2 separate regions of the Homo sapiens genome follow, and region 2 is linked to region 1. A link is an interaction called in ENCODE POLR2A ChIA-PET data of the cell type or tissue named here. Cell type or tissue: Panc1. All regions are shown on one strand.

Region 1 (8,000 bases):
TGGAGGAAGAGAGGCACACTATTGGGGTCCCCGGATAATTTTGTGGACATGAAGGCTGATGTCCACTGGAGACGTCTAGTTGGCTCCTCGCTTACTAAATTCAGCAGCTGATGGCCCCTACTCATTGCTGGACAGCATAAACATCAGGTTCTGGTAAATAAACTCAGGCTATCACGCAACTGCCCAACATGCACTTAAGCTGTGACTGACAGTTTGCTGGGGGCGGACTTAGAGTCTAGGGCCAAAGCTTTTGGGTGCAGAGCCTCCAAGGTTCCAAGATAAACAAATCTGTCGGTGAGAGTGACCAGAGTGTTAGGTCAGTCCAAGGGTCACTTATAGGTCATCCTGCTGGGAGCTTGGTCTCTGCTTTGTGTTTATGCTGGGGAGAAAAGCAGGAGGGGCCAGAGGGTTGGGTCTCCGCTGGGAAAACATCCCTGGCCTACTCATCAGAGCCTCTGGAAGTGGATTGGTATCCCCTCTGCTCCCAGGAATCCAGTAAAAGGTATGGGTGCAGGCTTGTATTTTTTACAGGAGTTGATGAACAAGTTATTTTGGAAATATAGATTGCAAGATGTGTGGGGCCAGCTCACCTGGGCTGCAGAATGAAGCAAGGGTCTTCCAAGGCCTAGAGTGAGGTAATAGATCACTGTGGGGAGCTGGCTGCAGTAAGCATTGGAAAAGACAATTGAAGAAATGGAAAACTTTCCCTGTCCCTCTCCCTCTTCTGGATGTTACAGATTTTCCTGGAAAATATTTTGCCAGGTTTACATTCCTTACCAGCTAGGGGCTTTTTTAGAGAGTGATCTTAATCTTGCTTTTTTCTTGTGCTTGGCTCTCTAAGATTGATAGAGAGGGGAAAGCAGGGGTATGTTTTATAGCTTCCTTAGTTGACTTTTAGCAAAGTGAAGATTGTCCTCCCCCGTGGACCCTTGGCTTAGCCATCTCCCAATTCTCTCTCATTTGAGGACAGTGTGGAGCAGAAAAAAGATGCAACATCAAAAGAAGAGCTGGGCCGGGCGCGGTGTCTCACGCCTGTAATCGCAGCACTATGGGAGGCCGAGGTGGGCGGATCACAAGGCCAAGAGATTGAGACCATCCTGGCCAACATGGTGAAACCCCGTCTCTATTGAAAATACAAAAATTAGCTGGGCGTGGTGGTGCGCACCTATAGTCCCAGCTACTTGGGAGGTTGAGGCAGGAGAATTGCTTGAACCTGGGAGGTGGAGGTTGCAGTGAGCCGAGATCATGCCACTGCACTCCAGCCTGGGCAACAGAGTGAGACTCCGTTTGAAAAAAAAAAAAAAAAGAGCTGATGGCATTTAAAATTTCATTATTGCAGATGAAAAAGACTTTTTAATCTAAAACTCAGTTGCTTGCTATGGAAAATAGCCCAATTTAATAAAAGGTCTAAAGGAGCTAATGTCTTCAGATAAGCCAGAAGCTGGAAGTACTCGCAAACAAGCCCTTGGGGATACTGGTAGGCCACATTAAAATAAACCCAATTTACAAAATATATAATACATTAAAGATGCATTTAAAGATATGTGTAAAGATGCATTAATGGGCCGGGTGCAGTGGCTCATGCCTGTAATCCCAGCACTTCGGGAGGCCGAGGCAGGCGGATCACAAGGTCAGGAGATTGAGACCATCCTGGCTAACACAGTGAAACCCTGTCTCTACTAAAAATCCAAAAAATTAGCCAGGCATGGTGGCACGTGCTGTAGTCCCAGCTACTTGGGAGGCTGAGGCAGGAGAATCGCTTGAACCAGGGAGGCGGACGTTGCAGTGAGCCAAGATCACGCCACTGCACTACAGCCTGGACAACAGAGTGAGACTCTGTCTCAAAAAAAAAAAAAGATGCATTAATGATATATGTAAAGATACATATAAAGATATGATTAAAAGAATTGAAATTATACTGAGGGCGTGGTGGCATGCACCTGTAGTCCCAGCTACTTGGGAGGATCGCTTGAGGCCACAGTAATGTGAGGCTGTAGTACGCTATGATCACACCTGTGAATAGCCACTACACTCCTGTCTGGGCAATACAGCAAGATCTGATTTCTAAAAAAAATTAAATTAAATTAAAAGAAAGAAAGTCGAAATCATACTGAGTGTTTATGACCACAATGGAATCAAACTAGGAATCAATACCAGAAAGGTTAACAGGAGAATCTCCAAACACTTGGAAACTAAACATAAAGAGGAAAGTCTTTTTTTGGAAGTGTCAAGGGAAATTAAAAAACATATTGAACTGAGTGAAAATGAAAATAAAATATACCAAGATTTGTGGGATACAGCTAAGGCAGTGCTGAGAGGAAAATTTATAGCATTAAAGGCTTACACTAGCCAGGCACAGTTTCTCACGCCTGTAATCCCAGCACTTTGGGAGGCCAAGGCGGGCGGATCACGAGGTCAGGAGATCGAGACCATCCTGGCTAACACGGTGAAACCCTGTCTCTACTAAAAATACAAAAAAAGTAGCCGGGCAGGGTGGCGGGTGCCTGTTGTCCCAGTTGCTGGGGAGGCTGTGGCAAGAGAATGGCGTGAACCCAGGAGGCGGAGCTCACAGTGAGCCGAGATTGTGCCACTGCACTCCAGCCTGGGTGACATAGCAAGACTCTGTATCAAAAAAAAAAAAGCTTACACTAGAAAAGAGGGAAAAAACCTATGCCAATCAGAGGGAAGGAAGCAATAAAGATAAAAGTAGATATCAGTGAAATTGAAAACAGAAAAACAATTAAGAAAATCAATGAAGCAATGGTTGGTTTTTAAAAAGATCAATAAAATTGACAAACCTCTAGAAGGAGAGACAAAGCAAGGAAGAGAAAAGACACAAATTACAACTATCAGAAGTGAAATAGGGGCTTTCACTACGTGTCTTGAAAACATCAAAAAGACAATAAGGGAATACTGCAAACAACTCTGCATCCATAAATTTAGATCTGAGATGACTTAGATAAAATGTACTGATTCCTCAAAAAACACAGACTACAGGCCGGGTGCGGTGGCTCACACCTGTAATCCCAGCACTTTGGGAGGCCGAGGCGGGCAGATGACGAGGTCAAGAGATTGAGACCATCCTGGCCAACATGGTGAAACCCCATCGCTACTAAAAATACAGAAATTAGCTGGGCATGGTGGTGCGTGCCTGTAGTCCCAGCTACTCGGGAGGCTGAGGCAGGAGAATCGCTTGAATCCAGGAGGCAGAGGTTGAAGTTAGCCAAGATCACACCACTGCACTCCAGCCTGGAGACAGAGCGAGACTCCATCTCAGAATGCACACACACACACACACACACACACACACACACAACCTCAACTCATCTAAGTTGGAATAGATAATTTCACTAGCTCTATAGTTATTAAGGACATTCACACACACACACACACACACACACACACACACATACACACAAATCTTTAGACCTAAATAGTTTTGCCAGAGCATTCTATCAAATGTTTAAACAAGAATTAGGCTGGGTGTGCTGGCTCACACCTATAATCCCAGCACTTTGGGAGGCCAAGGTGGGAGGATCACTTGAGCCCAGGAGTTCAAGAGCAGCCTGGGCAACATAAGGAGACCCCCATCTCTAAAAAAAGGAAGAAAATTAGCCAGATGTGGTGACACACACCTGTGGTCTCAGCTACTCGGGAGGCTGAGGTGGGAGGATTACTTGAGCCTGTGAGGTCGAGGCTGCAATGAGCCACGATTGTGCCACTGCACTCCAGTCTGGGCAACAGAGTGAGACCCTGTCACACACACACAAATTAAAAAAAGAAAGAAAAAAGAAGTAACACCAATTCTACACAATATTTTTTCCAGAAAATAGAAGAGGGAACACTTCGTGATACATTTGATGAAGCTAGTATAATCTTGATAACAAAACCAAAAAAAGAATGACAAAAAAAGAAAACTACATAACAATATCGTTTGGGAATACAAATTCAAAAATCCTTTTTTTTTTTTTTTTTGAGAAAGGGTCTTGCTCTGTCATCCAGGCTGGAGTGCAGTGGCACTATCATGGCTCACTGCAGCCTCAATCTCCCAGGCTCAAGTAACCCTCCCACCTCAGCATCCCTAGTTGCTGGGACTGCAGGTGCATGCCATCACACTGGGCTAATTTTTGTATTGTTTGTGGAGACGGGGTTTCGCCATGTTGCTCAGGCTGGTCTCAAACTCCTGGATGCAAGTGATCCTCCTGCCTTGGCCTCACAAAGTGCTGGGATTACAGGCAGGAGCCACTGCACCTGGCCTCAAAAATTGTTGATAAAATAATAGCAAATAGAATTCAGCAATATATGAAAATAATTAAACACCAAGACCAAGTAGTATTTATTGTAGGATGCAAGACTGGTTCAAACTTTGTAAAATGAACCAATCAATGTAATCCACCATATTAATAGGCTATAGAAGAAAAATAACTTTATATTAACCCATTTATCATTAAATGCATTTGACAAATTCTGTACCTATTCCTGATAAAAAAATCTTTCAGAAAAATAGGAAGAGATGAGAAATTCCTCAATTTGATAAAGAACATCTATAAAATATCCACCACTAACATTATACTTGACAATCAAAGACTAACACTGGGGAGAAGGTAAGGATGTGTGCTGTCACTACTCACATTCAACATAGTTCTGGAAGTGCTACTCAGTGCAACAGGGCAGGTGAAGGAAATAAAAGACATACAGGTTAAAAAGAAAAAATGGAAACTGTCTTTATTTGCAGGTAACATAATTGTCTACATAGAAAATCCCAAAGAATTAAAAAACAAAAACAAAACAAAAACCTCTAGAACTAAAACAAATTAGTTCAGCAAAGTCATGGGATACAGGATAGACACATGAAAATCAATTGTATTTTTATATACTAGCAATGGAAACGACAACAACAAAATACTACACCATTTATAATCGCTCAAAAAAAGAAATAGGCTGGATGCGGTGGCTCACGCCTGTAATCCCAGCACTTAGGGAGGCCAAGACGGGCGGATCACAAGGTCAGGAGTTCGAGACCAGCCTGGCCAACATAGTGAAACCTCCATCTCGATTAAAAATACAAAAATTAGCTGGGCGTGGTGGCGTGCGCCTGTAGTCCCAGCTACTCAGGGGCCTGAGGCAGGAGAATCACTTGAACCCAGGAGGTGAAGGTTGCAGTGAGCCGAGATCGTGTCACTGCACTTCAGCCTGGGCAACAGAGCGAGACTCTGGCTGAAAAAAAAAAAAAAGAGAGAAAAATATTTAGGAAGTCTGAAAAAACATATATAGGATTTGTATATTGACAGCTACAAAATGCTAATGAGGGAAATTAGACAAGATCTAAACAAATGGAGAGAAATACCACACTCATGGACTGGAAGATTCATTTATAGTAAATGTCAATTTTCCCCAAATTGAAGTACAGTTTTTTTTTTGTTTGTTTTTTGTTTTTTTTTTTTGAGATGGAGTCTTGCTTTGTCACACAGGCTGGAGTGCAGTGGCGTGATCTCGGCTCACTGCAACCTCCACCTCCCGGGTTCAAGTGATTCTCCTGCCTCAGTCTCCCAAGTAGCTGGGACTACAGACCCGCGCTACCGCGCCTGGTTAATTTTTTGTATTTTTAGTAGAGACGGAGTTTCATTGTGTTAGCCAGGATGGTCTCGATCTCCTGACCTCATGATCTGCCTGCCTTGGCCTCCCAAAGTGCTGGGATTACAGGCGTGAGCCACCGCACCTGGCCTGAAGTACAGCTTTAATGTAATTCCTGTCAAAATTCCAGCAGGATTTTGATTATTTTAAAACTTATATGGAAAGACAAAGGACCTAGGATAGTTAAAACAATTTTGTAAAAGAATAAAGTGGGAAGAATCAACCTACCTGATTTTAATTTTATTTATTTTTTATTTTTAAAAAATAAGCCAGACATAGTGGCTTATGCCAGTAATCCCAACACTTTGGGAGGCTGAGTCTGGTGGATCCCTTGAGGTCAGGAGTTCGAGACCAGGCTGGCCAACATGGTGAAACCCCGTCTCTACTAAAAATACAAAAATTAGTCAGGCATGGTGGCGTGCATCTATAATCCCAGCTACTAGGAAGGCTGAGGTAGGAGAATCACTTGAACCCCGGAGATGGAGGTTGCAGTGAGCCGAGATTGTGCCACTACACTCCAGCCTGGGCAACAGAGCAAGACTCTGTCTCAAAAAATAAAAAGTAAAAATAAAAAGAGAAAAAAATAGAGATGAGGTCTTGCTATATTTCCTAGGCTGGTTTTGAACTCCTGGGCTCAAGTGATCCTCTTGCCTCAGCCTCCCAAAGTGCTAGGATCACATGTGTGAGCCACTGTGCTGGGATCAACTTACCTGATCTTAGGACTTAATATACATAGTAATCAACATTGTGTAGTATTGGCAGAGACATACGTACATAAATCAGTGGTACAGAGAACCCAGAAATAGACTCACACAAATATACAAAACTAATTTTTAACAAATGTACAAAAGCAATTCAGTGAAAGATAGCCTTTTATAAACAGTGCTGGAGCAATTGGACATCCATAGGCAAAAAACAAAACAAAAGAAAACAAAAAGAACCTCAAGTCTCACACCTTATATAAAAATCAAAATTATAGGAAAAAATAAAAAGTTGTAGAAAAAAATTTTAAAATTAAAAATAAAAAAATTATTTTTTTTTAATTCTAAAAAATATACCCAACTACTTTAAAAAATTAGTTGGGTATTTTTTTTAACTTGATAAACTGTACTTCATTAGAATTGAAAACTTTTACTCTATAAAAGACCACGTGAAAAGGATGAAAACACAAGCTAGAAGCTGGGACAGAATATTTGCAAACCACATATCTGGCAAAGGACTAGTATCTCGAATATATAAAGAACCCTCAAAACTCTACAATAAAACCATCAAACAATCCAATTGAAAAATGGACAATCAGAAGAGACATTTCTCTAAAGAAGGCATACAGATGGCAAATAAACACATGAAAGGATGTTCAACACCATTAGCCATTATGAAAATACAAATTAAAACCAAAATGAGATATCACCACACACCTATCAGAATGTTTAAACAAAACGTTTTGATAACACTATTTCTGCAGGTGAAGATGTGCTGAAGACCAGCATGCTTTGCTGATGGGAATGTAAAATGCTTCAGCATCTCTGTAAAGCAGTTTGTCAGTTTCTTCGATAACTAAGTATGCAATTATGATGTGACTCAACAATTACACTCCTGGGCACTTATCCCAGGGAAATGAAAATTTATGTTCACAAAAAAACTTGTACATGGATATTTGTAGCACCTTTATTCCTAATAGCAAAACTGAAACAACCCAGATGTCCTTCAACAGGTTACTGGTTAAACAGACTGCGGTTCATCAATACCATGAAATACCACTCAGCAATAAGAAGAAACAGAGGGTGGAGACACACAACAACTTGGATGGATCTCAAGGGTATTGGGGAAAAAAGCGAATCTCAAAATGATTCCATTCATATGATATTCTTGAAATGAAAAAATTACGGAAACAAACGACAGATTAGTATTGCCAAACATTAAGGAAGTAGTAGGGGTGGAAGGGAAGGGCAGTATGAGTTATCCTCGTAGTGATGGAACCATTCTATTCTATGTCTTCTCTGTAATGCTGTCAATATCCCTGTTGAAATACTGTGCTGTAGTTTTGCAGGATGTTATCAGTGGGAGATATACCATTTTGATTCTTGTAAAATATAGATGGAAAGGAAAAGGAACTAGAATAGCTAAAACAATCTTGAAAGAGAATAAAGTGGGAAGAATCAGTACCCAAAAAACTGGCTAGAGAGTACCCAGGATCTCTTAGCATTATTTCTTACAACTGCATGTGAGTTTACACTTATATCAAAGGTTTAATTAAAAATATTTCTCAGCCGGGTGCGGTGGCTCACGCCTGTAATCCCAGCACTCTGGGAGGCTGAGGTGGGCGGATCACTTGAGGTCAGGAGTTCGAGACCAGACTGACCAAC
Region 2 (8,000 bases), 630 kb after region 1:
TTGACCTCTGTCACCCTGCCCTGCTCTCCCCATTTTGTTCTCCAGATGAGCTGGTGTACATCAGGACCCCCTTTGAAGACCCAGTTCACCGTCTCTTACCGGGAAACTTCTTAGCCCCCAGAAAAATCCAAACACAAACAGCTGGCTGGAGGCTGGATGAGAAAGGAGTATCCTGACTCCACCCCCAAGACCCGTCCTGCCTCAGCCTGGCCCCAGCAGAGATGCTGTCTACAGTTGGTAGAATCCATCTCCTTCTTCAAATGCTTTTAAGGAAGCCACATTGTGGAAGGCAGTGAGAAGATCTCTTGCTCTCGCTTCCTGTACCTACAGTAGAGCCTTGGCATTATGTGAGGTGGAAGGAACTTGGACCCTGGAGTTTGAGTAAACAATACTCCAGCAACAACTTTGCCACCTGCTCACAGTGAGACCTGGGCAAGAGCTCTCTGAAGCTACTTTCTCACAGGGAGATGGGAAAGACTCGTCCTCGCCCTTGGGGTTGTTTTGAGGGTTAAATGGAAAACCTAAGATAAAGAACCTAATACAATGCCTTGCACATAGTTGGCATCTGATAATTCTTAGTTCTTATTTTTAATATATTTTTTGACTTGTGCCAGAGTGTACCATGTGGATGTTAGAGGCATTGAAAGGAGGTTTCTGGAATTGCATAACAAGCTTATCAATTACAAAAATATTTCCTTGCTATTCATTAAGTCCTAAAAAAGAAATATAAGCAATATGAAATTGTTTACATTATGAAATAACAACAGATATAACTGAATAATTTGTAAAGCAAAATTAAAATCATCCTATTCAATGTGCAGAAAAGTGGGGGAAAGGTGGGGAAGAGAACTTACATTATTCAGGTACCTATTATGTGCTATTCATATTGGCACATAATAGGTGCCTGAATATTTGGCAAGCAATATGCCAAGATTTTTGCTGTGTTCCTTAAAGGTCACATTATGGCAAGGACACTGAAGCTCTCTAGATTAGATCTCTAGAAAATAATAAACGTCATTCTTTCTTCTTCTGTCACCTTCCTGTGTGTGTCTAAGACTCAGGCTTAATTGTCTACTTCCTATATAAATTCAGTTCCATGCCATGTCCCATGCCCTGCTGGCTTTATCCCAGACATGAAGTGCCCTGGCTTACTCAGAAAGATGAGTGCAGGCCCCTCTTCCTTGGCTTCTACCTAAGGCCAGCAGAACTCCTGAGCCTGTGCTCTAGGGGAGGAGCAGGGCTGGGGTACACTGAAGGTATTCTGACGCCTGCTTTACTTGTCACTGTTGCTTCCCTTCCAGTAATTTCCAAGGCAGCTTTCTTGGAAAAGAAACCTGCTTTAATTAAGAACCCCTGGAAATTCTGAGCAATGTTCTACTTAAACCTAGCAAAACCCTACTTGCAACAGAGAACAGGGGAGAAAGGGTGGGTAGGAGGACTGATGGAAATGGCTCCACATGATTTGATTCTGTGACCTTCAAAGTCTGAAAAAGAAAATCAGGTTGATTCATAAACAACTAGGGACTAAAATACTTCTGGCTTCCTTTTATTGTACTTCTGGGAACCAACCGATTATGTTTAGAACTCTGGGTGACTGGAAGGGTTTTGTTGCTTTTTTTTAAAGCTGGTCCTGAAACCATAATCAGTTTTCTAGGCTGTTCATTTTGGCATGTGCAGGTTGAACTTTTGTCACTCAATCACAAAGGCATGGAAGATGTTCAGTTTCAAAGAAGGAAGCCAATCCGTGACCAAGGCCACCAAATCCAACACCAAAAACAAACACAAAGGGCTGCATTCCCACACGTCACCACTGGCCCATTTCCAGAGCAGATCCTGACGGATGAGAGGCAGCAGGGAGGAGATGCTGGCTTGCTGCAGGGTTTAGCAGTTAATCTCAGGTGGCTGAAGCATGCCTTGTGCTTCAACCGAAAGGACTGAGACACGGAGATATTAAACAAAGCCTGTGTAACCCTTAAACAAACAGAGAAGGGAGCCAAGAATTGCTGTAGTCATAATCCCTTATTCTACAGCATCCACGGTGTTCAAGGCATCTTCATCAACAGTATGTGTTTTGATTGATTCCTCATTATAATCCAAGCAGTTATTATTAATATTTAGCCCCATTTCTCAAAGCTTTGTGGCTGAAAGACTGCCAGGACCGACGTTCTTTCTAGAAAAAAAAAATAGGTATTCTAAAAACAATTAGAGAAAACTTTAGACATCCCTCCCACAAAAGAGAAACTTTCCCCACCCATGCTGCAGGTCCAGAAATGTGCCCACTGCCATTATCCTTCTAAAACACATGCACACAAGTACTGAAGAGTAATTGTTTTTTATACTTTGTTTCTTAATCTAATGCTTTATACAAGGTCAAAACTTGAAAGATCATCTACAAGGTCTATTAAAAAACACTTTCTTCTCATTTTTGGGTTCTACTAAATTTGGAAATCCAATTTAAAGCCAATAGGTAAGGGAATAATATAGTTTCACACACTTATAATTTTATCTCATCTGCAAAGAAACTTCAAAACTAAATTCCATCCTGGAGTGGAATAACATATGCTTGCCCGTCAGCTATTTGCTAACTCTGTCTAATTTTCAGAAAAAAAGGGTGTTGTTCTGTTTCTAGATGTTTTATTCTGTAGTGTATATAAGGTTGCAATGTATTTAAAAATTTTTTTGGAAATAGATGTGGTATAAATCTTACATAAATAATGACAATTAAGATCTCCAAGAATAATATTATTTTATAGCTAGAGGTTTGGATTAACAGGCAAGAAAACAAAAACAAGAGTTTTCTACCAATGCGCAGGAATTTTGTGTTTTAATTTTCTCATCTACAAGAGGTGGTGCAACAGCGCTGTCCTGGGAGGCAAAGGACCAGGAGTCCAGTCTTCCTATGCTTATACCACATGCAACTTCCAGCAATGCATTCAATCTCTGAATAGTGTCCATCAAATGGGGACTAAAGACACCTTATCTATTTAAAAACAAGGAGTTGGATCAATTTGCTTATAGTTCTTTTATTTCTTAAGATCTATGGATCCTTCCTCAAAACATTTAGCTCTAAAACAATCTTGTAGATTAGGTCAAATGCAAACCACAAAACCATGTCTAGTAGCTTTTTAACAATCAAACCTCCACATGATTTTGCACTGATGCTAGAGAGAGTGAAGAAGGTGGCAGTCTTTCTGTCCAGTTCTCATAAACTATTGCTATTTCTAATAAAGTAACCTAAGCACCTGCTGTGGATAAGGCCCCAGGAAAGAAAAGTTTGCTGCCTCTAGACTAATAAAGAGAACTGACCATTGATCTTAGAGAAATGTTAATTTCCAAGCGAGTATTTTTTAAAACTCCTCCTTTGCTTTTATGTTTCCTAGGTTACCATAAATAGAACCTACACACTTTATTTGTACCATCTTAATGTCTTCGATTGAAGTGCTGTGTCCTTATCCTAGATTCTTAGCTAGTCTCCTAGCTCCTGGAGGAAAGCATCTATTTCTTACTCACCTTTATATCCTACATGACGCTCAACTCAGTGCCCTGCCTGCAGCAGGGACATAGAAAAGGTTGAACTGATTGACCTGACTTCCTAATTACCCAGCTGACTCTTTAGCTTTTGCTAAATGTTTCTTAGTCCTAATTAAGAGCCAAAGCATTAGCTGGGTACGGTGGCTCACGCCTGCAATCCCAGCACTTTGGGAGGCCGAGGCAGGTGGATCATGAGGTCAGGAGATCGAGACGATCCTGGCCAACACGGCGAAACCTCATCTCTACTAAAAAAAATACAAAAAATTAGCCAAGCATGGTGGCGGGTGCCTGTGGTCCCAGCTACTCAGGAGGCTGAGGCAGGAGAATGGCGTGAACCCAGGAGGCAGAGCTTGCAGTGAGCCGAGATTGCGCCACTGCACTCCAGCCTCCAGCCTGGGCGACAGAGAGAGACTCTGTCTCAAAAAAAAAAAAAAAAAGAAAGAAAAAAAGAGCCAAAGCATTGAGAAAATTTGCTAACGACTAAAAACAGCAATACCAAATGTAGCAAGCCCTAGGCTAGCATGTATTATGTCTTTCTCAAGGACAGATGAGAAATATTAAAGTGTTCATCAAAATACTATAAAAAGCTTCATTTCTTCATCTGTTCCTATCACAGATCAGGGATCCCATTTGGAGTTCATCTGCAATTTCAGATTTGCATGAGAAAGGCTTCATTGCAAAGCATCAGCTTCATTTGGCAAATTCAAAGTATCTAGGTAAATTGCTCATTCTTTTTGCATTTGTAAATTCTTTTTCCAAAATTGCTTTTAATAATTTAGTCTAATTCTTACTAAAGGTTTGACTTGGGAATTTTTATTTTTGTTTTTCCTTTTTTTTTGAGAGAGGATCCTTCTCTGTCACCCAGGCTGGAATGCAGTGCTGCAATCATAGCTCACTGCAGCCTTGAACTCCTGGGCTCAAGTGACTTGGGGGTTTTTAGTGTATTCTGAAGTAGAAGGTGTAGGAAAACAGAAAAAGAATATAATTATCCTTACAAATAAGTGATGCACATAGAAGATATACAGTTTGTTTAATATCTCCAGGGTGGCAGCCAGGAGGCTTAATTTCAGAATTTGGGAAACTTTATATTAACCATAGGGTTCTAGTAGCTGTTCCAGTAGTTTTTCCTGTGGTTTGATATGTCTTCAATAAAGGGATGCCTGCCAATCAGCCATAATACCTCTTTAAACTTTTATAGAATCAATATTACCATTTTGATCCATCAGAGGAAAGCTGTGTGGCTTTTTGCAGAATCCACTCAAGTGTCCTCCTGCCACTCGCCCTCTGCTGGGGCCCAGCCTGAAGCCAGCAAACAACAAAAAAACAAAAACAAAATAAAAGGAACCTCTTCTGGCTTCTTTTCATGTTTACACAATACTGTGGGAATGAGAAGGTAGCTACTCCGTTTGCCAAGCAGAGAAGAGCGATGAAGGATCAGTTATTGTGTAAGAGCGCAGTGTATATAAGCGGATTATTGCTTGCATTCTGTATAAAGTTTTCCTGTAATAACAATGACCGATTTAGTTCATTTCAAGCTATTCATATCCTTGGATTTATTTTTAAGGTGGGAAAGGAACAGCAGAAAGGGTGCCATGGGAAGGAGGGAGAAAAATATAAAACAATACAGCACCCAGACAGACTTCCCAGCGCCACGGCAGAAGCACGCCCAACACATGGCTCTGGGCTGCGATGGGCTGGCCAGATGATGAGCTTCAGGGTCATCAAAGGAGGGAGAAATGAGGGGTTGCCTGAATTTGTGTTGATTGGTGCACTGCACAGAGCAAGGACGAAATGTAAAGCTCAAAGGGAAAGGGTGGAGCCGAAGAGGAATGATATTGCTGCAGAAACTGTGCAGCTCTCGAGGTGTGCGGTGTCACTGGCAGGCAGCCCGTCACCTGGAAGAAAATGTGAAGCATGTTCCCTGCAGACAAGGGTGGTACACTGTAAACAGGCCCGTCGCTCGCTCGCTCGCTCGGGAGACAGGGGAGTTGGTATTTACCTTTCAGAGACCTTGGGTCACCCTGCCTCACCCTGAAAGAAGGAAATGTCTCTCACACTTAAAAATCTTAAGTGCATACCACAAAACTCAAATACAGCCCATGACGGGCAGAGCGCTCAATGAAAGGTGACAGATTTAGCAGAAGCATTTATGTGCTAATAAGTTCTGATGACTTCCAGAGGTTAATTTATGTCCTTTTCCCAGGAGTCAGACTTATTTCCCTATTTAAGAGGTAAATCGATTATTAGAATCAGACTCTTTTTAACCTTCAAAGCAAAAATGAAAATAGGTAATAACTTTCTACCCAGGCGGGCCACCTGCTCCCCAACTATACACAGACAACCTCGGGTGCTAAGAGTGTTTAAACATGTTCATCAGATTCTCCTAAAGCAGTAACAGCCAGGCATGGGCTGAGACAGCATTTTGGAATGTGTTTGAAATGGTGTAATCTTCCATAGTGCCCTATCTTTATTGAGGGAGAAAGAGAGAGAAAACTAATTGAGAAGTAAGAAGTGAGTGGGCAGTTTGGTAGAAGCAGCCACCCATTTGATTTTGTAAGATTTTAAGGAAAGAAAGAAGATTTTAGATGAAAATGTATGACTGCCCCCTTCAATCTCCTTGGGTAGATCTATACCTAATCCAGCTAAATATACTTTTGGCTGGGCGCGGTGGCTCATGCCTGTAATCCCAGCACTTTGGGATGCCAAGATGGGCGGATCACCTAAGGTCAGGAGTTCAAGAACAGCCTGGCCAACATGGTGAAACCCCATCTCTACCAAAAATACAAAAAATTAGCCGGGCGTGGTGGTGCTTACCTGTAGTACCAGCTACTTGGGAAGCTGAGGCAGGAGAATTGCTTGAACAAAGCAGGCAGAGGTTGCAGTGAGCCAAGATTACGCCACTGCACTCCAGCCTAGGTGACAGAGCAAGACTCTGTCTCAATAAATAAATAAATAAACAAACACACTTTTTTTCTTCACTAAAATACTTCACATGATTGGCCCATATTGGAGTTATTTATGTGCCTGTCTCTCCCCCTAAACTACAGGATCTTAGAAGACAGCACACCTTTTGTTTTAATTTTCTTTCACAGTGCCAAGCAAGTTACCTTTCACACAGTAGACATTGAATGAATATTTCCTGATTTAAAAACATGATTTTCAGAAAAAGAAAAAGGGTTTAAATGGGACACAAGAAAAGATAAAGCATCCAAAGAGTTAGATACTGTGCAAACAGACTTGATAAATACCGTTCCAGAAAACCAGCTTCCAAATCAAGGCCTGTTTAAGAAAGAGCATTTTTCGAGAAAAGAAAGAGAAGAAATCTGGGTGAAAATGAAACAGCAGAAACAAAATATTATCTGTTGATATATCATAATATATCCCTTCATTTATGCACAAATAATTTTCCTTCCTACCAGTACCCTCCTCGACACACATACAGACTTATTTAGGATGCATCAGAACCATGCCTATGAGCAGAAGGCAGCGGGTAAGCATTGAGAAGAACTTCAAGTCCACAGGGCCTGGTAAAGGAGGCAGCTGTGAGGCATGGGGGTGACAGTGATGGTCTCAGAACACACTAGTGGTGAAGGCCACACCAGCAAACCATGAGAACAGGATATTGTCAGCAGATGCCTGAGTAGAGGGACATATCTTCAACAGATCAGTATGTATCAATGAATAAAATATAGTACTCAGTGCATAGCATTTTACCTTAAAGATAACTCAGCTGAAATACAAGTCTTCTCTGTCATAAGGGATACCTCTAGGACCAAAACCACCAACCAGAATGGTCAAGCCAGAATTTCCACTATTCAGGTGTTGATCTGATCTCTTGGACAAAGCTTGCTTAAGATCACAGGATTCAGGAGTTTCTCCAGGGAAAAGAGCCTCTGCATTTTATCCACCTCACCACCAGGGCCAAGAACGAAGCCTCATATACCGGCATATCTCACTTTATTGCACTTGACTGATACTGTCTTTTTTTACAAATTGAAGGTCCATGGCAACCCTGCTTTGAGCAAGTCTATTAGCACCATCTTTTTTTTTTTTTTCAACAACATGTGCTCATTTCGTGTCTCTGTGTCATATTTTAGTAATTCTCACAATACTTTAAAATTTTTCATTATTATTACATCTTTTAATGGTATTCGGTGATCAGTGATCTTTGATGTTACTATTGTAATTGTTTTGGGGCACCACAAACCGCACCCATGTATGATGGAAAACTTAATCCATAAATGTTGTGTGTGTTCTGATGGCTCCACCAACCAGCAGCTGCTTCATCTCCCCCCATTCCTCTCTTTGGACCTCCCTATTCCCTCAGACAGAACACTATTGACATGAGATCAAATAATAACCTTAAAATGGCCTCTAAATGTTCAAGTGAAAGGAAAGGTTACATGTGTGCCATTTTAAATCAAAAGCTAGAAATGATTAAGCTGAATGAGGAAGGCATGTCAGAAGCT

Evidence for each region. ChIA-PET counts read pairs that join two places held together with the same protein. Peaks named below come from ENCODE experiments on the same cell type or tissue, not always from the same donor. Only the 100,000 strongest peaks of a DNase experiment are listed, where the experiment ranks them.
Region 2: POLR2A ChIA-PET joins it to region 1 with 10 read pairs; 2 of 35 experiments call an interaction of 5 or more read pairs at or near these places.

Annotation. Positions count from the first base shown.
Region 1 is chr18:21,980,658-21,988,657 of GRCh38, forward strand. It overlaps LINC01900 (long intergenic non-protein coding RNA 1900), which reads left to right and starts at 437. Exons shown (of 3, transcript XR_001753529.2): 1 at 437-502. In Panc1, no CTCF peak of the experiment used is centred here; no DNase peak of the experiment used is centred here.
Region 2 is chr18:22,608,024-22,616,023 of GRCh38, forward strand. LOC124904262 (a long non-coding RNA gene) reads right to left here and starts at 6,247. Exons shown (of 2, transcript XR_007066307.1): 1 at 4,742-6,247; 2 at 1,531-2,170. In Panc1, no CTCF peak of the experiment used is centred here; no DNase peak of the experiment used is centred here.